Linked DNA regions of Homo sapiens: region 1 is linked to region 2. Evidence: chromatin loops called from intact Hi-C (ENCODE). Cell type or tissue: HCT116. All regions are shown on one strand.

The links. Hi-C counts contacts between places; a loop is a spot of excess contacts. Peaks named below come from ENCODE experiments on the same cell type or tissue, not always from the same donor. Only the 100,000 strongest peaks of a DNase experiment are listed, where the experiment ranks them.
Region 1: it touches region 2 in a loop (6-fold over the local background); 16 of 110 quality-filtered maps call a loop at or near these places.

Annotation. Positions count from the first base shown.
Region 1 is chr12:101,933,884-101,941,883 of GRCh38, forward strand. It overlaps the pseudogene RPL9P24. Among named protein-coding and RNA genes, the nearest start is that of DRAM1-AS1, 26 kb to the right of the region's middle. RefSeq lists enhancers at 2,423-2,682, 5,948-6,242. In HCT116, a CTCF peak has its summit at 6,074 (motif pointing right); a DNase peak (open chromatin) is centred at 6,098; H3K27me3 peaks cover 4,355 bases.
Region 2 is chr12:102,807,750-102,815,749 of GRCh38, forward strand. It overlaps LINC00485 (long intergenic non-protein coding RNA 485), which reads right to left. Exons shown (of 5, transcript NR_033855.1): 4 at 6,119-6,223; 5 at 1,534-4,867. Among named protein-coding and RNA genes, the nearest start is that of LINC00485, 13 kb to the right of the region's middle. In HCT116, a CTCF peak has its summit at 3,564 (motif pointing left); a DNase peak (open chromatin) is centred at 3,532; H3K27me3 peaks cover 773 bases.

The DNA.
Region 1 (8,000 bases), 870 kb before region 2:
GAGTATCACTTCAGGCCAAGAAATTGAGGACTGCCTGGGCAACACACCAAGACCCCATCTCTCAAAAAAAAAAAAAAAATTAGCTGGTGCGGTGGCACACATCTGTAGTCCTAGTTACTTGAGAGTTAAGGCAGCAGAATGGATGGCTTGAGCCCAGGAGTTTGAGGCTTCAGTGAGCTATGATTGCACCACTGTGCTCCAGCCTGGGCAACAAAGTGAGACGCTGTGTCTGAAGAAAGAAAGAAATGCAGAATCTTAGTGCCCCGAGCCAGACTCAGTAAATGCGAATCTGCATTTTAACAAGATCCCTAGGTGATTGGAATGAATGTCAGCTTTTGAAGTCCTGGTCTATGGGACCACACTAGTTGAAGCACTTGATTCAGATCCCCAGGAGAGGTCATGCCTGGCAAGAGACTTAGAGAAGAAGATGGAGTTTGCTAAATGAAGGCGAGGAGGGAAGAGGCACATGTCCTGGACAAATTGGCATGTGCTTTGGCACACAGGCAAAAGAGGATGTGCTGTTTGGGGGAAGTTACAAGTTGTTCCATATTTTGGGAACAAATTGCTGATGGTGGCCTCACTTAGCTCAGACATGCCATCAATTCAAGGAAAAAGTTTGATCAAATTTGATACCTCCATCTCATATTTGAGCCAATCCTGAAACATAGTGATTAAGAATGAGTACTTTGATTCATAAAGAAAAAGCAGAATAGAAGTTACTAGGGGCTGGGGACAGGGGGAGATGGGGAATTATTGCTTAATGGACAAGAGTTTCTGTTTGGGATGGTGAAAAATTCCTGGAAATGGATAGTTGTACAACATTGTGAATACCATGAAATTGTAAATACTTTAAAATGATTAAAGTGGTACATTTTATGTTATGTATATTTTATCATAATTTTTTTAAAGAATAAGTACTTTGGAATCAAGACCTAATTTTCAAGACCTACCATTTCCTTTCTGTCACGCCTCAGTCAAGTCAGATAACGTCTTGGTGTCTCAGTACCCTTATCTGTAAAGTGGGAATAATGCTAGCACCTGCCTTGTAGGCTTGTCACGAGGATTCCTTGAAGCAATGCCTGTAAAGCACCTGGGAACTTGTTGGTGATCCTTATGCCTGCCCATTGAAGCTTGAAATGCCCAGCCTTAGCAGTTTGCCTGGCACAGCCAGAGCTGTGCATGGCAGATGCTGTTATAGCCCTTCCACCTCCCTCTCGACTGCATACCCTCAACTGTCTTCTCCCTGTACAGCAGCAGTTTTCAACTCTGGCTGCACATGAGAATCACCTGGAGAGTTTTTTTTTAAAACCCTGTTGCCTGGAGCAATTAAATCAGAATTTCAGGAAGTCAGATGGAAGCATTATTATTTCAGGTGATTTCAGTGTGCAGCCAAGGCTGAGAAACACGGTTCTGCTGTAGCGGTTTGCTAACTTTAGTGTGCATCAGAATCACCTGGAGGGTTTGTTAAAACACAGTTTCTGGGACCTGCCCCAGAGTTTTCCATTTAGTGGATACAAAACAACTCACCTGCTTTATTCCACCATCTATGTGGCTGCTCTTTGCTTTTGTTTGCCATCTATATCGTTTTACCCTCTTCCTAATAACCTCTTCCAGACCCATTACTGAAATCTTTGTTGAAAAGATTTGCCAATAGGCATCTTCATGCCAATGGTGTCTATATTCTCAAACCTGTTCCAGCTTTAGACGCAGTTGACTATGTCTCAAAATTCTCCTCCTTTGAATTCAGAGCTGCCACTCTTGGAGTTTTCCTCATTTCTCTTTCCTTCTCCCTCCTCTGCTTGGAACTCGGGACTCCCATGACCATTCTTTAGGTCCCTATTTTATCCCTTAAAAAGAGCACAGTCTTAAGTGTGAGAAAGATGTGGGTTTATGTCTTGTACCTGGGCAATTCAATCAAACTCTGAGCCTCATTTTTCTCACTGGTAAGTCATGGGTGATGATAATAGCACCCCTATAAATAATACATCCCTGACACATAACACTCAACTGTAGCTATTACACTGTTTCACCTTTAAAAACATTGCAAAATCTTGACCTCAGAGAGAATTCCAGGGGTGGTGGGACTAGCCCAAGGGATGCAAAGGGGAGAGCTGGGAATACAGAAAACACAGCGTGGAGGAATGAAGCCAGGATTTACCAAAAGCAAGGAGATAGTCCCAGGAATTTTCCAGGAGACCTAGGCAGACAGGGAAGTGACTAATGGGATCAGATAATAGGAACTGACCAAGAGACTCCCTATGACGGCATTAAAAGGTGGGCCTGACGAACACAGGGAGGGTGTTATTAACGGCACTAGGATGGGCTATGGAATGGCCCCAGAGGAAACCCACAAGGGGATTTCAACCCCATCAGTGTGGAACTCAGTCACTTTGGCAGGAAACAAAGTGAGAAGGAACCTGTTACAGTTTGCACCATCTATTATAGTCGATGCAAAACATGACTGTGGGGTGTTACACAGAGCTCTCATTACAAGATAAGGTCTCTGCGTGTCATTTCCCGTCAATGATGTTATTCAGCAGGATGGCTCACATGTTGAAACTTGAAACTCCTTGGGTGAAAAAAAAAATCCCTCTGCAGGCTATACCAGATGTTGCTTGTTGTAGCTCCTCAGGCCCAAAAAGATGAGTTAATCCTTGAAGGAAATTATTTTGAACTTGCATCAAACTCAGAGGCTTTGATCCAACAGGCCATGGCAATTGAAAACAAGGCTATCAGAAGAGCTGTGGGTGGTAGTCCTGTCTCTGAGAAAGGAACAGGGCCACTGGCTGACGGCTGCATTCCAGAACGCCTCCAGATGCAGAGGGCCTCACTTAGTGTGATGTTGTGAAAATACTGCACTTTAAACACATGTAGTCATAAACAAAGCTTCCTCACCCTTTAAAGACCTCACAGAAGTATCTCTCCAAGACGCTTCTCCTCTCCTGAATGCTCCAGGCCTTGCTGACCTCAGTTACCTTGAAGTTTCTCTTACCCTCATCACCCATGGCACACAGTTTAACACTTATTATTCTCCAAATACATAGTCTCCTTTCTCCAGTTATATGGTGAGTTCCTAGACATCCTAAACCCATAATATTTGATATTCCTCTGTCTCTCTGAATGCCTAGCATTCTAAGAGGAACATAACTTAAAAAGCGTCATGTTCCCCTTTGCATCCCTGAAATCTAGCACAGCACCTGGCATGTAACAGACACTCAATAAGCAAATAGGTGCTTATTAAATGAGTGGAATTGTTGATTGATAGCTAAGTTGAGTTGGCATGAAAAGGTAGATAAGGGAAGTTTTAGCAGGCATCTCTTATATTGTTTACCAAGTACCTCCCTCCTCTCCTTCCAGAAGTTTCCCTTACCCAATCCCATCTTTGTAGCTGCCACAGGAGTTGATGCAACCTGCTTCAGTGAGTTATTTTTTGAGACGTTTTGACTTGGAACCAGAGACAATGTTAAGATAGTGTCTTCCTAGGGACCAGATCTATGTGGATGTACTGGTAAATTTAGGTGCTATTGGCGCCCTTGTTTTTCACTGCACAGAGAAGGCTCATCTCTAGCTGGAGTGAAGAATGAAGCTAATGAAGAGATTAAGTGGAACCACAGAAACAAGAAGAATCAAACAGAACCTTGCTAGTGTTCACGGCAGTCACATTATCTCTTAATACCCTTCCCACTCCTTTTGCCTAAATGAATTAGAATTAGGTCTCTGTCACTTGTAACCACACAAGTCCTAACTACTATAGAAGACTGTCTACTATTATTGCATGGTAGATAATAAAAAAGACGGGATGAATAAAATCTCATGATACCAAGCAATGAAGTCTTGCAAACAGGAATTTTTCAAAACTTCTCATGCTCATTTGTGGCTTTAATAAGCACCTTTTCACCACCCCTCCCAGAGCTGGTGTAGTACCAGATATAGAGGAAGCACACAGCATACCTGATGCTACAGTTTCTGGTAGCTTGGGTCTTCACTTTTCATTTTCAACAACTTTTTTCCTTGTGTGCATTTGTTGAGACGTTCAGATGCCTGGGGCTGCAATACCATCTATGCATAATGAAAAACATTCATAAAGACTTTCTAAAGTACACAAAGGGTGATGGGCTTTCTGAACAGCAGCCATGGACTTACACCAAAATATAGTCTCCATGAGCAAAGGCAGTGGGAAAGAGCCTTTGCACAGTTCCATGGTAGAGAAGATGGTTATAAAGACTGAGTGGTGTTCACATTATCTGAACCTCAAACTCAGGCACATAGCATATGAGGGAACTTATGGAAACAACGGGACAGCTTGTCTGATGTTGGGAAACCATCTTGGCATCGCTGGTTACCATATTTATAGAGCTAATCTTTAGCATCAAGACCTACTCTAGACAGGCTAATTTACTTACTGCCACCCAAGTGGCCCATGTTGGTTTTATCCTTGGCATATGCCACAAGTTCTGAGTGTCAAATATTTCTTCCTCCCTTTATCTGTTTTCCATTCACATCCTACCCATTCTCCAGGTCCAACTTTCTTACCTCCTCCAGAAACCACTGTTCTGTCTAATCTGCCACACCTGGCATTTCGTTATTCATTCTAAGAATGGCAAATACATGTCATATAAGCACGTACCCACTCTCCACACATCCGTGACAGACATCACTAATTGATGGTGGTGCTTTTTCCTTGTGTAGCTGGCAAAACCCTCAGAATTCTTCCCAACACAGCACTGGAGGCAGCCACTAAAGGCTGATTGGAGTTCTGTGAAGCCTAGTTGCTGTCTCTGATCTATCTATTCCCTTATATCGCTATTTAAAGTTTCTGAGCGTGCTTGTCTTCTTTCTCCAGCTGAGCTAAGTCCCTGAGGGCAGGGACCATGCCTCAATAATCCTAACAATAACAATCCTAACAACAATAACAGCAGTGGCAAATATTCATTGAGTACTTATATGTGCTGGCACTGTGCTGGCCATTTAACATGTATTATCTAATGGAATCCTCAACAATTCCTCTGGAGGGGGTATTATTACCCCCACTTTATAGATGGGGAGTCTGGGTCTTAGAAGATGATAAGCAACTTGTCCAATTATACAGTCAGGATGTAGCAGAACCAGAACTTGACCCCCAAATATTTTCTTTTATCCAAAGTAGTGCATTATCTTGACCTCCTCTGTATCTGTGCATAGTAGGTGCTTAATGCAAATTTGTTGAATAGGAGCTTTTTAGAAAGCAATGAAGTTCTTCACAAGAGACAGAAAGAAATTGAATTGAAAATACCGGAAGCAAATTCTCTTCCCCAAGAAGTTAGAACATTCTTGAAAAAAGGTTTACTAAACTTTTCCAACATCCTTGGCTAAAGGCAACACCATTCCCCATTCCACAAGTAAACACGCTTTATGGATACAGAAATACTAAAGGCCAACTCCAATGAATGGGAGGGATCCTGGTGAGGAAGTGGCCTGGGAGCCTCCTGACAGGGGCCTTGCAGTGTCTACTACCACCCAGTCACTGGCACCTCCCTGGGCCTCAGTTTCCAGACTTCTAGAACGATTCATTTGGACTTGATTAGCACTTCCCAAGTGTGTTCCCTGGAATATTGGCCCTGCAAGAAATTCATATAAAAAGCGGTTCTGTTGTCAAAAGCACGATTGGGAAATTGCCTTTCCCTTGGGAGAGACACAGTCCATATTAAATGCTCTGAGAAGGCCAGCAGGAAAGAAGCTCCTTATTTAATGTTACTTAATTCTTATTTAACCCAGCATTTCCTAACCCTCTTTGGTTTCACATAATAACAGCAAATATCTCTCATAACTAATCCCATACTTGGTAAAACAAAACAAAACAGAACAGAACAAAACACACAATTGGCTGAATAGATTCTAAGGACCTTCCCTCACATTCTGTAAGTTTATGAAATAATAATATAAGTTGACTATAAACTTCCCCTCAGTGAATTAAAGGTGGAGTCACAATTTTGGATTTTTGAGATGCATCCAAAAGGTTTAAAGCGTTTTAAGATAAGGAACCAAAAGTTTAGTAGTTCATGCTGCCTGGTTATTTTCGCAATATGAACAACAGGGGGCACCAGGGGACTGTAGTATGGCCACCCCTCCACAAACTCAGCAAGAAAGGGCAAACCAAAGTTGTAGCAAACGGAGGGAGGGATTTCAGCAATTCCTTTTCTAGCTGAATGGAAAGCTACTGAGAGCAATTTGGGTTTCTCTCTGGCTTTCTGTTGGAGGAATACAATGAGATAGAATCAGGATAGGTTAACATCTTTCTTTTGCTCATTCCCTTTATAGATAGAAAATCACATAAAGCAACTCTTTTCAACAACTGCTTGTCAATGGTTTGTTTCCACCTTGGGGCAACTACATTCCACTGTGGAAGTTCTTATTGAAGAAACATAGCGCCTATGAGTTGAGAAATGAGTGGTTCTTTCCTTCACCAGCTTTCTCATTTTAAAGGGGGAATAAATTGCACATGTGAGGAAAAGAACAAACTTCTTTAGGACATAAGTTCTTTGTAATTTAAATTTTTTCTCTAGACTTTGGGCTCAAGACTTATACAATAAGACTCTTTTTAATGATGTGGCAGGCTATAAAAGGATTGGAGGCAATTGAGAGAGAAGAGGAGAGGAGGGAAGGGGAGAGGAGGGGAAGGGAGGGGAGAGGAGGGAAGGGAAAGGGAGGGAAAGGGAGGGGAAGGGAGGGGAGGGGAGAGGAGGGGAGAGGAGGTTATTACCAGCGAATACTGCCCCTACACAGAGCCTCCCACGTATGTGGATATATCACATAGCTTTTTCTCACTTATCATGTCTTTATTGTTCTCTTGTGAAGTAGAACAAGACAGACAGGTCTCCCTATCCAAGCCAAACACAAGAGACTTACAGAGCCAAACACAAGAGACTTAAGGTAATTGTCAGCAGCAAATGCTCAGGTTGGTTATTTTTTTCTCTGTATCTTCCCTTATTACCCGCCAACACAGCCCCTACGCAGAGCCTCCCACGTAGGAGAAGACTTTACATATACTTTTAAAATGTTTTCCTCAAGAGAAAGAGAAAACAAGATCCAGGAATATAGCCCACAGAAACCAGCAAAGGACAGAGGAATCACTCTCCACCCATAGCAATCACCAGCTCAGAGAAACTCTGAGTTTGGAGAGTCTTTTGCATTCACCTAATTTCATCCTTGCATTATGTACAGGAGAGGACCAGGGAGTCATGCAGAGAGGTACCAGCCCGGCCAGTCCGGGAGCTTCTAGACAATTGTTCCCCAAAGCAATGCCCTTCCCACCGCCCTGTGCTGGACCCCAGTCTCAAGCCCTTAAGAGACTTCAGGTGCTTATCTCTGCAGGCAGCAAAGTGCAGGAGCAATAGCCACATCCCATCCTAATTCTACACACTGCAGTGTGCGACTTGTTTTTGACAATCCCATTCTTGTCCCAGTGAGAACAATGGAGAAAATAGCATGTAAGGGGATATTGCTAGACCAGCAAACAAAATGCATTTGTCTGTCTGATTTGTGATCCATTTCTACTATTCACCTCTCAAAGAAATGCTGGGAAGAGCTTGGAAGCTAGCAATTAAGCAGTTCAAACTCTTTGGAAAGTTTCTAGTGCCTTAGAATTCCAGGAAGTGCTGAATCATAGAGTCGCAGAATAGGAAAAGATTTGTAAGACAAGAATAAAATGAATATTTATTGAACACCTCCCATATTATTGGATATATTTTGTCTCAACCTCACAGTCACTCTCAGAGGCGGGTGTACTGTGATCTCCTGTTAGAGGAGGAAACTGAGGGTCAGAGTGGTTAATTGGAACTGGTAAGCTAGGATTTGAACTTAGGTCTATTTGGACTGAAGAAACAACTACTCAGAAGTATTATGCTATTACTTTCTTTGTTCTCACTTCCTCTTTCTTACTGGAGGATGCTCAGTTCATAACCTCTATCTGTGAAAGATACTTCCCCCTCTACTATCTTCAGATTATCTTCTTAGAGATAGAA
Region 2 (8,000 bases):
AATTAAATGTTACTTTTGATTTTGTAATTTTCTTTTTATGTTTTGGAACCAAAACATCTTTTTTCTAAGGTTCAAACAGTTCTAGAAGGTCTAAAAAATCTTAGGTCCTAGATAATATGTCTTTAGTTTTTCTAATAGTTGGAATTGCTCTAATTTTGTTTGTCTAAGAGAGTATTTTAACAGGCCATAAAACTAGTTAGGAGTTAGCTTGTTGAGTTATAAGTTAGGAGTTATAAGCAGCTTAGCCTCTAGGATCTTATATACCATCCATTTCATTCCATCTGATTCTTTATTTTATTTTATTTTATTTTGAGACGGAGTCTTGCCATTCCATCCAATTCTTCTTACCTGTCGGCCCCTGGACTTGTTGCCCATTATCTATCATGGGATCTACACTTAGAAAGTAGAGCAAAAGAAAACACAAAGAAAGACATTGTGTAAATATATTGATCATAACCAATTAGAAGACTAATTATGAAACAGAATGTTGAAGCCATTTTATTAAAATATAGGCATAAATGGAGACTTCCTCTATTAAGAAAAAGAGTCAAATGTGAATGAATTTTCTCCAAACCCTCTTTAAAAGACAGAATCCTGAGCAGAAGGTTTGCTACCCTACAGGGCTCCACATTCCATTGTGTAGGCCGCTGGCCACCCATGGTCATTTACACTTAAATTTAGATAAATTAAAATAAAATAAAAACTCAGTTATTTAGGCATACTAGAGACATTTCAAGTGCTCAGTGATCACATGGAACTAGAAGCTGTTGAATCAGACAGTGCAGGCGTGGAATATTCCCATCATCACAGAAAGTTTTGTGGATAGTACTGCTGTAGGGGATATCTCTTGCTCTTATCAAATAATCTATTGATTCACATTTTGTTGAAACAGTAAGTTTAGTCATCTGTGTTTCAATTTCTATGTCTAACGTCAACATGGAAGAATGTTTCGTGCCATGGGTAATCAATGGAATGATGAAATAGTCTTTAATAAAGTGGACTTTGCAGCACATTAATATGTCTTTTCTTTTTGGAAGCACAAGATGAGTTTTTAAAAATTCAAAATTGATTTCTAAAATGTCACCCAAGGCCAGGTGCAGAAGCTCACACCTGTAATCCCAGCACTATGGGAGGCCAAGGTGGGAGGATCACTTCAGCCCAGGAGTTCGAGACCAGCCTGGGCAATGCAGGGAGACCCTTATCTCTACAAATAATAACAAAAAATTAGCCAGGCATGGTGGCAGGCACCTGTGGTCCCAGATACTTGAGAGGCTGAGTCTAGGAAGTTGAGGTTGCAGTGAGCTGTGATTGCGCCCCCACACTCCAGCCTGGGTGACAGAGTGAGACTCTCTCAAAAAAATAAAAATAAAAGCCATCCAAGTTAATGTTAACTCAAAGCTGCAATACAGATGGTCATAAATAAAACATTCCATATAATGAATAACCTTTTGATTTGATAATTTATATGAGGGGTATTTGACATTTTTGTTGCAGTTATCAGACAGAACTAAGAAAAAGATAATCTGTTAATGAAACTAGGTCATCTGTTTATTTAATCATTGAATTAAAATACAAGCAAAAGAACAAGTGATATTTTTAGAACGATCTACAAAAAAATTTGACATTGCACCTCTAATTAGAGACAGATCTATTTCATGTCTAACCTTTAGTCTTATTCTTCAATTTTGTTTTCACCTTCTTTAACTCAGTCTTAATTTTCCTGTTTCCTTTTTTTTCCAACACTGGCAAGTTTTTAATCCTTTAGAAAATCATTTCCAAAGAATAGTACACATACCACTTTAGATGGAATAAAGATATTAACTTTAAAATTTATATATTAGAACAATATAATTATTCCTTCAAAATGATGAATTCTCAGATATTAATGTTTAAAAAAATAAATTTAAGCAAAGATATAAGACAATTTAAAAAACGCTAGATAAATAATAGTAGTCGTATCTTGATAGAAAAAAATCATGAAGTTGGTGTGTAAAAAACTGAAGTTGAGAAAACATTGTTTAAGGTAACTATCAGTATTACCTGGCATCAACCCCCTGGCATATTATCTCTTTTTTTTTTCTTTTCTTTTTATTATTATTATACTTTAAGTTTTAGGGTACATGTGCACAATGTGCAGGTTAGTTACATATGTATACATGTGCCATGCTGGTGCGCTGCACCCACTAACTCGTCATCTAGCATTAGGTATATCTCCCAATGCTATCATATTATCTCTTAATTGTTTTAGATTTATTCTAGAAAGGCCTTGTGTTGGCCATTGCTATCATGCTTGTTCCAGCTGCAATACTCCAGCATTATTTAGAATCTCAGCCTTCTTTTCGAACTTCCATGAAGAGGTGAGCATTTTTCCCATCTCCCCAACACATTCCACACCATATTTAGCTTCCCTGCTAGACCTGTGGCTTTCTATTCTTACCCATCTGCCATATACCCTTTTTTCTTCCTGAGAAGTCCCAATTCGGACTGGTATTGTACATACTTCAAATACACTGAATAGTCTTGGTTTAGTGGCATTCACTTTGAGAACTTAGATTAATATGATAAGAGTCTTTCCATCAAATCAAAATTCAGTCGTTACCTGTTCAATTATATGATGGGCCTGTGGACTTATATTTTTAGTTATCTTTTAAAGCGGGGCGGCATAAAGCCATTGCTTTATTGAAGCATTTATCAGAGTATCCCATTACATACTTGTCCTCTATGTTGATTAGAAGGAATAAAAGGGTTCCAAAGCCAAATAAATTTGGGAAACACTGAATGTCAAATTCCCCCTCTTGGAATCTCCCATTGCAAAGCATTACGGTGTCATGATTAAGCATGCAAGTTCTGTAACTAGATGGCCCCAACCGGAAACTCAGCCACCAGTTATAAGCTCCGTGCCTCTGTTTCCTCATTTGTAAAATGGGGAACACAATTAGTGCCTATCTCATAGGACTGTTGCCAAGTTTAAATAGGCCACTGTGGGTGATGTACTTTGCACAGAGCAAGTATGCCATCGTGTTTTGTACGACAAAACTATATTAGGCCCGGCGCAGTGGCTCACACCTGTAATGTCAGCACTTTGGGAGGCTAACGCGGGTGGATCACCTGAGGTCAGGAATTCGAGACCAGCTTGGCCAGCATGGTGAAACCCCATCTCTACTAAAAATAAAAAAAAATTAGCTGGGCGTGGTGGTGGGCGCCTGTAGTCCCAGCTACTCAGGAGGCTGAGGCAGGAGAATCAGTTGAACCTGGGAGGCGGAGGTTGCAGTGAGCCGAGATCACGCCACTGCACTCCAGTCTGGCAATACAGCGAGACTCTGTCGAAGAAAGAAAGAAAAGAAAAAAAAAAGTATATTAAACATCGTGAGAAGTCCTGCAGGGTTAAAACCCTATTTAACTTGGTTCAACCCAAATTTATTTGATTTTGGAAGCGTCCTTCGAGTATAAGTCTTTAGAATATTCATGGGTCCATAATTTGGAAGACTTGTGTTTGAAAGCCAGGAGCTCAGAAAGCCAATTGCTTCCTTCGAGGTACTTTTCTGTGTGAGGGTCTGCTGCCCCCAGGTGGACAGAAAGACCTTGGCTGGAAACCCAGAGTCTGCCCCGCCAAGCTCCCCACAGGTGTAATTAAGAGAAAGTAGAATAAATAAATAATTTTTTCTGTTACTGTGTGTTTTAAAATAATTTGAGGAAGAGTTATTTATTAAAATACTAAGTATAAAAATGGATATTACTAGACAGAGGGAGTACCAAGAGCTAAGACTCGAAGTTGCTCCTCATTAAAAGACAATCTTTTTATTTTTGTAGCCCCTGCTTGGAGAACTGCTGACAGGCACACAGTAGGTATCAACAAATATTTGTGGAATAAATGACTGGCTCATTGACTTATTACAAAGAAGGGCAGAAAATCTGAGTGAATGTTATGTCTCTAATTATGCTCTTTAGGGAGCTCAAAGAACAGCTGCAAATATGTATAAAAAATTCCAGGTAAATGACTGGGAACCTTTTCTCTGGGAAGATCCAGTACTCATTAAGGAAGAAAGGTAAGCTAATAATGTTTTAACAAATGTGTCAGCTAGAATTAAAATTCAAAGGCTCTAAACAGATAACCAGTAAATTTGGCTAACCAGAATAACCAACCCTATAAACATTACAACCCTATAATTAAGTATAATTAAGTTTTTCTCTGAAACAGCAATGTGAAAAAGTGGAAGATGAGACCAGTGGTTTTCAACAGGAACATACCAAAGAAGTTTCTACTTTCCAAGTTTCTAAACTCATTACTTTTTGTTCTTGTCTTCTCTCCTTTTTCTCTTTATTTGTATTACTGTTCAATATGAGCCGTTTTGTGGACTGTAGTTGGGAAGACAGACATAAAAGCAGTAATCTAACTACTCACACTAGAGAACAGGGGGTGATGGAGAGAAAACCTGTTCATTGTTCAGTTGGAGGCCTGAGGTTCTGAGCAGCAGTAAGTGCCTTTGATTAGGTGAAGCAGAAGTAGCGATGTATCAGAAAGGCATTGGGGAGCTCCGCTCCCGATGTGTAGAAAGAATGAAAACAGAAAAGCTCAAGCCTCCTCAGCAGTAGAAATTCACGAGCTTTCTGTCATGGATCATTAACACTACTCATTTCTAATGACAGTTTCTGTATCTCTGTGTTTACAGTCAGAGAGAGGGGAGCCGACTGGCCAAACTGAGATCAGAAGTGCCTGAATATTTCCCATTTGCTTCTCCAAGTCCATTCTTTTTTCTTCCCCACCCTTGTCTGTTATGCTCTGAGCCCCAGGCGGGTCAGCCTGAACGGACTGAGTCATGGGCCCTTTACCCTCCGACTTCCAGTTGGGTTCAGCCGATGGAGAGTGCTGTAGGAGATGAGAGGGAAAGAGGGGAGTGATTAGGATATTTATTCCCCTAGCTCCCTCCCTGCTGGGCCACGTGGCCTGGCTACCTCCCTCCACTCAACGTAACAGCCCCTGTTAAAATCTTTCTTTCCGTTTAAGTTTAGGGGTGGGGCTTTGCCTATTCCTTGTAGATTTTTTTACAACTTGCCCATTGCTTGTATGCAGTCCCCATAATGAATTCCTCCCAATTTACTCAATTTGAGTATTCCTTCTATTCCTGTTGGGTCCTGATAGATAATAGAGAACTACCACACAATCCATCATGCAATTACTCAGCATCTCTGGGCTACACTTTCCTCAGCTGAAAAATAGGTCAATACTTCATAGGGTTATAGTAAGGCTTAAGTGGGTTAATATATATAAAACTTGGCACATTAAAAAAAAACCAACAAACCTAGGCTATTATTATCGACATTTTGTCCTTGCAATGAGGACATTAAATATATTTTTATAAATGTGATTAAAAATGTTATGTTTGTAAGAGACTTCACATAAGCACTTTTTAAACTCAGTAAAGATTCATGTGTGACCAAGTGTCTCCATTTGGGCCAGGAGAAAGTGAGATTATAATAGTTCTGCTAGCCTTCCCAGGAGTAAGTAGGTAGTGGGTTTCTGAACTAATTGTATGGATTGACTTATGTTAACTTCTTAAGAAATGGGCTGTGAGCAGCCTTCCGCCCACTGATCACTCCCAACCTCTGAACCCATCAGTAATGAGAGCCCATCTTCAGAGGAGCACCAAAGGCAGACACTGCCCTCTCTTCATGGAGCACCACTACCTGCTGGCTCATCCTGCACGATTAAAAATATTCCCTTTAAAAATGTCCCCTTCCAGGGAAGGCTCTGGATCCCAGAATACTAGATAATGGGTTTACTTACTCTTCACAGACCAAAGCCAGTTCCACAATGTCTGCCCTTAACTTCTATTCTCTAGACCTGTGGTACCTTAGAAAGGAAGAGATTTGCTGAGAAGGCTCCATCTTTGGGACATGGCCCCATTTGTTCAACAAGAGATTTTGTTTTGGGGGTTTTGTTTGTTGTTTGTTGTCCCCCCAAGATAAGAAGTTACCACAGTCCTAAGGTTGAAGAGTGTCATTGAAGGCAGGCAACATAGCTTTGTTAAAAAAGCATGAGGTCTGAAGCCAGAGACATCTGGGATTAAATCCCACTTTGGTCATTTATTGGCTGGATGACCTTGGGAAAGTTACTCACCATCTCTGGGCTGAAGGATCATCATCAGTAAATCGGGGGATACGTCTTGTTTCTGTAGGATTCTTGTGAAGATTGTGAGAAGATGGAAACTGCCTGACAGGGTGCCTGACACAATCAATAAACGGTGGCAATTATTGGCAGAAATAGTAGTCGTTTTCATTCTTAAAGTCCTTACCTGTCATGCAGAAATACTCCAAAGCATCTCATAGACCCATATATTCTGGATTGGGAGGGGCCAAAATATCCAGTAACTTCAACAACCTCTCCTCCCCAACCCCCTGCCAGACAGAACTCTACAAAGCCAGTGGGAAAGGTGTAGGGATCCTCCTGGCACTTCCAGCTGGCTTAAATCTAGACACATAACTACAGTGCGCAGTTAGTGAGGGCTCACTCTGTGATGGGCACTGCTCTAAGACTTCCATAAATATTTTCTAAGTTAATACTCAACACAATCTGTGTTGTAATTCCTACCATTGCCCCCATTTTACAGATGATGAAACTAAGCCTCAAAAGAGTTAAGTGACTTTTCTAAAGTCACATAGCCCATGAGTGGACACAGAATTTGACCCCAGGCCGTCCTCCTTTTTAACTGCTCTATTGTGCTGGCTCAATATCTGGCTAAAAGACACAACAAAATAGTCATAGGCTTTACATGCTAACATGGCTACTTGGACTGAATTGACTCATCAGCACAGCAACTGATCTGATTGATTTGAGCATGCTGCATCTATTGGAAGTATAGGTGTCCTATAGACCAGAGCTTCTCAACCCTGGAAGCATACGAGGATCACTTGGGGAGCTTTTCAAAAAGCACCAATGCCTGTACCTTAATGAAAGAGATTCTCATTTAATTGCTCTGGGGTGGAATCTGGGCCCAGAAAATTTTCAGATCTCCCAAAAAGTTCTAATACATAGCCAGTGTTGAGAATCACTGGTGTAGACTCTTCTCGTCCTTGATGGTGACACTTAGTCACAGAGCTTCTTGGAGTTCTTTAGAGGTTGGTTTTGTTTATCTTGACATTTCGTTCAGAACTAATTAGCTGATCCTCATACACTAGGCAATAATACATTGTGTAAATTCTGACTTGGGACACCACTTTGCATAGAAATATGAGACTTTCCAAAGAGAACATTTTTCTGTATTACTAAATGTAGTCAAGTTTCCTTTGGAAAATGGCAAAATCCAAATCTCTTTTTCCTACTAATCATGTATTGCAAAAAGATTGCCTTGAAACATTGCAAGGCAGCCAACACCATTCAGTAAATTACACCATGTAACTGGCTTAGGCCTCATTAGGCTTGCCCTCTTTGGCCTTATCAAGGGAACAGCCACTTCCCTTTGCAATCCCTTCTGGGAATGGATTTCTTCACTTTCCCCTGAAAGGTCAAGACATTCATCTTTCCCTAAATCTCTCATCAAGTAGTGACAGTTCAGCCTTTTTTGTTATCTTGTTGTGCCTCTCCTTTGAGGAGGAATTTTACTTAAAAATTAAAGATATCTTCAATTGTAGATAATTTATATTTGAAACCAAAATAGAACAATCTTATTTTGAAAAAGAATACTTATAGCGAATTGTGTTAGATGTCTAACCAGCATTCCTCTTCCTCTTTCCTAACAGGATGTGATTTTGTTTAGGTATCTGTCCCCTCCTTTGTACAGTTCATGTGTATTCAATGTCCATGTATGCTCATAATTCCATTTGCTTATCCTTCTCCACTGTGACCTAGAGTCTGAGTGCCTGATCTGGTGATGAGTGTGCATTGATGGCATTAATGGCTTCCTTGCACTGTGGCTTTCAGAGGGAGGGTGGGTATTTATTCTTCTGGCTTCCTTCTTTGCTAGGTAGTTGCAAGTTGACAGCATCCCTCTGTGAATGGACAA